Linked DNA regions of Homo sapiens: region 1 is linked to region 2. Evidence: chromatin loops called from intact Hi-C (ENCODE). Cell type or tissue: chondrocyte. All regions are shown on one strand. Region 1 overlaps DKKL1 (dickkopf like acrosomal protein 1). Region 2 holds the start of PTH2 (parathyroid hormone 2).

The links. A loop is a pair of places that touch in the nucleus more often than their neighbours do. Peaks named below come from ENCODE experiments on the same cell type or tissue, not always from the same donor. Only the 100,000 strongest peaks of a DNase experiment are listed, where the experiment ranks them.
Region 1: it touches region 2 in a loop (2.4-fold over the local background); 3 of 110 quality-filtered maps call a loop at or near these places.

What each region holds. Positions count from the first base shown.
Region 1 is chr19:49,371,353-49,373,852 of GRCh38, forward strand. All of the region lies in intron 4 of DKKL1 (dickkopf like acrosomal protein 1), which reads left to right. The region is part of intron 2 of LOC101928295 (a long non-coding RNA gene); the gene reads right to left. Among named protein-coding and RNA genes, the nearest start is that of DKKL1, 8.7 kb to the left of the region's middle. In chondrocyte, no CTCF peak of the experiment used is centred here; no DNase peak of the experiment used is centred here.
Region 2 is chr19:49,421,330-49,423,829 of GRCh38, forward strand. PTH2 (parathyroid hormone 2) reads right to left here and starts at 2,112. Exons shown (of 2, transcript NM_178449.4): 1 at 1,883-2,112; 2 at 1,090-1,313. The coding sequence starts at 2,010. The coding sequence ends at 1,139. It also overlaps a transcript of GFY not described here. RefSeq lists a silencer at 2,228-2,431. In chondrocyte, CTCF peaks have their summits at 1,193 and 1,396; no DNase peak of the experiment used is centred here.

The sequences.
Region 1 (2,500 bases), 50 kb before region 2:
ACTTTTACATTCTCTTAATTTTTTAAAAAATATTCTTTCTTTAACCTGTTTTAAGATGCAAGCTGTCATTGCGTCATCATAGTTACATTTTATTACTCAAATAATTTTTCAATTGTTTTACTAGTTTTTTTTGGATCTTTGTCCACTGGTTTTAGAGTTTTTGTAATTTTGATAAATGATCTTTTATGCTTTGTATCATTTTCTTAATGACTTACCTTAGTTTTTAACAAATCCATGGTACAGTAAGTTATATTAAGACATAGTATTTTTATGTTTTTTTAAATTATACTTTGGGTTCTGGGGTACATGTGCAGACATGCAGTTTTGTTGCATAGGTGCATGTACCATGGTGGTTTGCTGTACCCATCAGCCCGTCACCTGCATTGGGTGTTTCTCCTGATGCTATCCCTCCCCTGACCCCCCACCCCCCACCGACAGGTCCTGGTGTGTGATGTTTCCCTTCCTGTGTCCATGTGTTCTCATTGTTCAGCTCCCACTTGAGTGATAACATGCAGTATTTTGTTTTCTACTCTTGTGTTGGTTTGCTGAGAATGATGGTTTCCAGCTTCATCCATGTCCCTGCAAAGGACATTAACTCATCCTTTTCTGTGGCCGAATAGTATTCCATGGTGTATATGTGCCATGTTTTCTTTATCTAGTCTATCACTGATGGACAATTGGGTTGGTTCCAATTCTTTGCTATTGTGAATAGTGCCATAATAAACATGCATGTGCCTGTGTCTTTATGGTAAAAAAAAATAGTATAATAAATATCCCTATAGTCTCTTTTCCATAAACCAAAATTTCTTAAGGTTGGCATCATTGGCATGTGGGGCTGGATAATCTTTATTGTGGGAGCTGCCCTGTGCACTGTAGGATATTTGATAACATCCCTGGGCTCTATCCACTAGAGAGAAGTTGCCTCCTGCCAGGCACAGTGGCTCATACCCGTAGTCCCAGCACTTTGGGAGGCAGAGACGGGCGGATCATGAGGTCAGGAGTTCGAGACCAGCCTGGCTAACGTAGCGAAACCCCGTCTACTAAAAATACAAAATATGGGGCCAGGCACAGTGGCTCACACCTGTAATCCCAGCACTTTGGGAGACCGAGGCAGGCAGATCATGAGATCAGGATATCAAGACCATCCTGGCTAATGCGGTGAAATCCCGTCTCTAGTAAAAATACAAAAAAATTAGCCAGGCATGGTGGCAGGCGCCTGTAGTCCCAGCTACTCAGAAGGCTGAGGCAGGAGAATGGCGTGAACCCGGGAGGTGGAGCTTGCAGTGAGCCGAGATCGTGCCACTGCACTCCAGCCTGGGCGACAGAGCGAGACTCCGTCTCAAAAAAAAAAAAAAAATACAAAGTATGGCCAGGAGTGGTGGCTTACACCTATAATCCCAGCACTTTGGGAGGCCGAGGCGGGCAGATCACCTGAGGTCAGGAGTTCGAGACCACCCTGACCAACATGGAGAAACCCCGTCTCTACTAAAAATACAAAATTAGCCGGGCATGGTGGCACATGTCTGTAATCCCAGCTACTCAGGAGGCTGAAGCAGGAAAATCGTTTGAACCCAGAAGGTGGAGGTCGCGGTGAGCGAAGATAGCACCATTGCACTACAGCCTGGGCAACAAGAGCGAAACTCCATCTCAAAAAATAAATAAATAAATAGGCTGGGCATGGTGGCTCACGCCTGTAATCCCAGCACTTTGGGAGGCCAAGGCAGGTGGATCACCTGAGGTCAGGAGGTTGAGACCAACCTGGCCAACATGGTGAAACCCCGTCTCTACTAAAAATGCAAAAATTAGCTGGCATGGTGCCATGCCCCTGTAATCCCAGCTACTCTGGAGGCTGTGGTGGGAGAATCGCTTGAACCCAGGAGGCAGAGGCTGCAGTGAGCCGAGATTGTGCCACTGCACTCCAGCCTGGGCTACAGAGTGAGACTCCATCTCAAAAAAAAAAAAAAAAGAACACAGTCATGTTGGATTAGGGCCCAACCTAATGACCTCATCTTCACCAATTATATCTTCAATGACCCTAGTTCCAAATAAGGCCACATTCTGAGGTATTACAGGTTAGAATTTCAAAATATGAATTTGGGGAGGAAACAATATGGTTGTTTGTTCGTTTGTTTTTTAAGCCTGGGTCTTGCTCTGTTGCCCAGGCTAGAGTGCAATGGCACAATCTTGACTCACTGCAGCCTCTGCCTCCCAGGTTCAAGTGATTCTCCTGCCTTAGCCTCCCAAGTAGCTGGGATTACATGAGCGCGCCAGCACGCCCAGCTAATTTTCATATTTTTAGTAGAGACAGGATTTTGTCATGCTGTCCAGGATGGTCTCAAACTCCTGACCTCAAGTGATCTGCCCACCTCAGCCTCGCAAAGTGCTGGATTACACACATGAGCCACCGCGTCCAGCCAGGAGGAAACAATTTAACACATAACAATCTCCTGCGCGGCTTCTCAGACCTCATCTTACTAAAAGGCAGACTGATTCAGCAGGT
Region 2 (2,500 bases):
CTGAAGGGCAGGCTGGACCTCCGGGGAGAGAGACAGATTTCGATTGGCTCTTTTCTCGCTTCACCTGCAGCCCAGGTATCTTCCCGCCCTTTCCCTGTCCTTTTTGGAGCCTGACGCCTGCTCCTTTCTCTTCTCCTGCCCCAGCCTGGCGCCCCGAAGGTCTCTAGAGAAGGAGACCCGAAGTCAGAAAACCCTGAAAAAAATTGCTGGACGCTGCTGTGAGAAGAGGAAACCCTTTTCAAATAAAAGCGTTTTGCTACGTAACGGGCGCTGTACTGAAGTCTTATGAAGTATATCTTATTGGATCCTCGTAACAGATGAAGAAAAGGAGACACAGAGACTGACGTCAAGAAGGCTTTCTCAGTACTACGCAGCTAGATTTGGAGGACCCTGGGTTTGGATGCTAGGGCTGCCTCACACCAGAGCCCGCGATCTTTCCACTGTGCCTGGGGAGAAGTCTGGAAGTGATGGGAGGGAGGAACAGCGAAATTCAAAGATGAGAGCTGATGGAGAGACAGATAGAAACCTAACGGAGGAAAGAAAAGGAAGATATGAAGGAGTCAGGCAGAGGAAAAAGGAAAAAAGAAAGTGATGGAGAAGGGAAGGAAGAGTTTCAGAGGCAGAAGGAGAATAGAGAGAGGAGGCAGAGATTCCCAGAAGACCAGAAAGCCAAAAGGGTGAAAGGGGAGATAACCACAAGGACCCAGGGAGACGGGGACACATACCCAGAGAGGAAAGAGACCCAGAGAAAGGGACAGAGACGGAGGAGGACAGAGACCTTGGAGATTACAGAGAACCAGAGAGAAGGGGACAGAGATGGGGGTAGGGAGGGACAGGGGCCCAGAATGAAAGGAGGGGGCGGGGGGGTGGGGGCGATAGGGAAGCAGAGATCCAGAAATAGGAAAGAAGCCAGCTTCCTGGACAAAGACAGGCAGAGAGAAACGGAATTGAGGAAAGAAAATAGAGTGGGGACTGAGGAGAGAGATGCCAGAGTGGCCGACACAGAGTCCTGTCTCTTTTCTACCCCCCATTTCAAGCCCCGCGCCCCCAACCCAACGCACACGCAGGTCGCGCAGGAACTAGGCGCAGTCCGGAGCGCAGGGCATGGTCTTTATTAAGATGGGGACGGGCAGCGCGCTCAGGGCGCATCCAACACCAGCAGCTTGTGCATGTACGAGTTCAGCCAGTGGCGGCGCTCGAGGGCGGCCAGCAACCGCGCGCGCTCCCGGAAGGCCGCGTCGTCCGCCAGCGCCAGGCTCCTCCGCGGCCTGGGGGTGGCGGGATCCGCCCAGGCCCGTCCTGGGGGGCGGAGGCTGTGGAGAGACGCGGTGACCGCGCGTCCAGACTCGCTCTTGCCGCCGCCTGTCCTCCCCGCGGTCTAACTCGAAGCCCCGTTACTGCCCAGTCCGTGGAGTGGCTCGGTCCGGCTCCCCCTGTCTCTCTCGTTCTCTGTGTGGGTCTCTGTCTCTCTGCTCACCAGGTTCGAAACTCCCCAGGTACTGAGACCGAGTCTGATGCACTTGTCCGCCCACAGCGCTCAGCGCATGGCCAGGCGCACACCAAGAACCCAATAAACGTTGCTCAAAGAATGAATCCGTTTCTGCAACGACTCCTTTCGAGCCTCTCCACGCCTTTCTCGGGATCTATCTTTCTGTGTCTCTTTCCCTTGCTGATTTTCTGTCCATTTCCCGCACCACCACTACCACCAAACCCTCCTCCCGCCTTCCCCCACCCCTAGTCTCTGTCTTCTCGCTGGGTCTCGGTCGCCCTCTCTTTGGGCTTCTGTTCCGCTTTCTGGATCTTCCGTCCCCTTTCTCTTTGGTTCTCTTCCCACTTCTCCAAGTTCCCACCCCTCCCTGGGAGTTCTGGGACTGGCACCTACCTGAGGACCCCGACCGGGGGCAGGGCGACTCCCGAGGCAGTGCGGACGCCCCAGGGCACCACCAGCAGCAGCAGCAGCAGCAGCAGCAGCCGAACCCGAGGGCTCCTGGACACCTGGCGGGTCTCCATCACCTGTGGAGAACCAGAAAGGGGCTCAGTAGGGCTGCATCCCGGCCCAGAACCCCGGGCCCCACCATGCATCCACCCCCAGCTTCCCGCACAGTCCCCTACCGTGCAGTGGGCTGGGGCAGCGATGGTGGCAGCCCCCTTATATCGCCTCCGCAGCCCCCGCACCGGGCAGTGACGCAGGCCGGGGGGCCGGGGACGCGGGGTCACCCCCTCCCCAGGCTCATTAGGAGCCGCCAGCGGTAATGAGGAGCCGGGGGTGGGGGACCTGCCGCTGCCTTGGCCGCCACCAACTAATTGGGACCAGAAGCTGGACCTGAGACGAGGGAGGGGGAGAGACAGACAGACAGAGAGGTGGACACAGGGGGTGTGTCAGAGGGCTAAAAATAGAGACTGGCGGAAGGACCGTCAGAGGAACAGAGACACAAAGAGAAGGACAAAGACAGAGTGGCCGAGGAAGAAATAGAGAGAAAGAATGGGAACGACAGAAAAA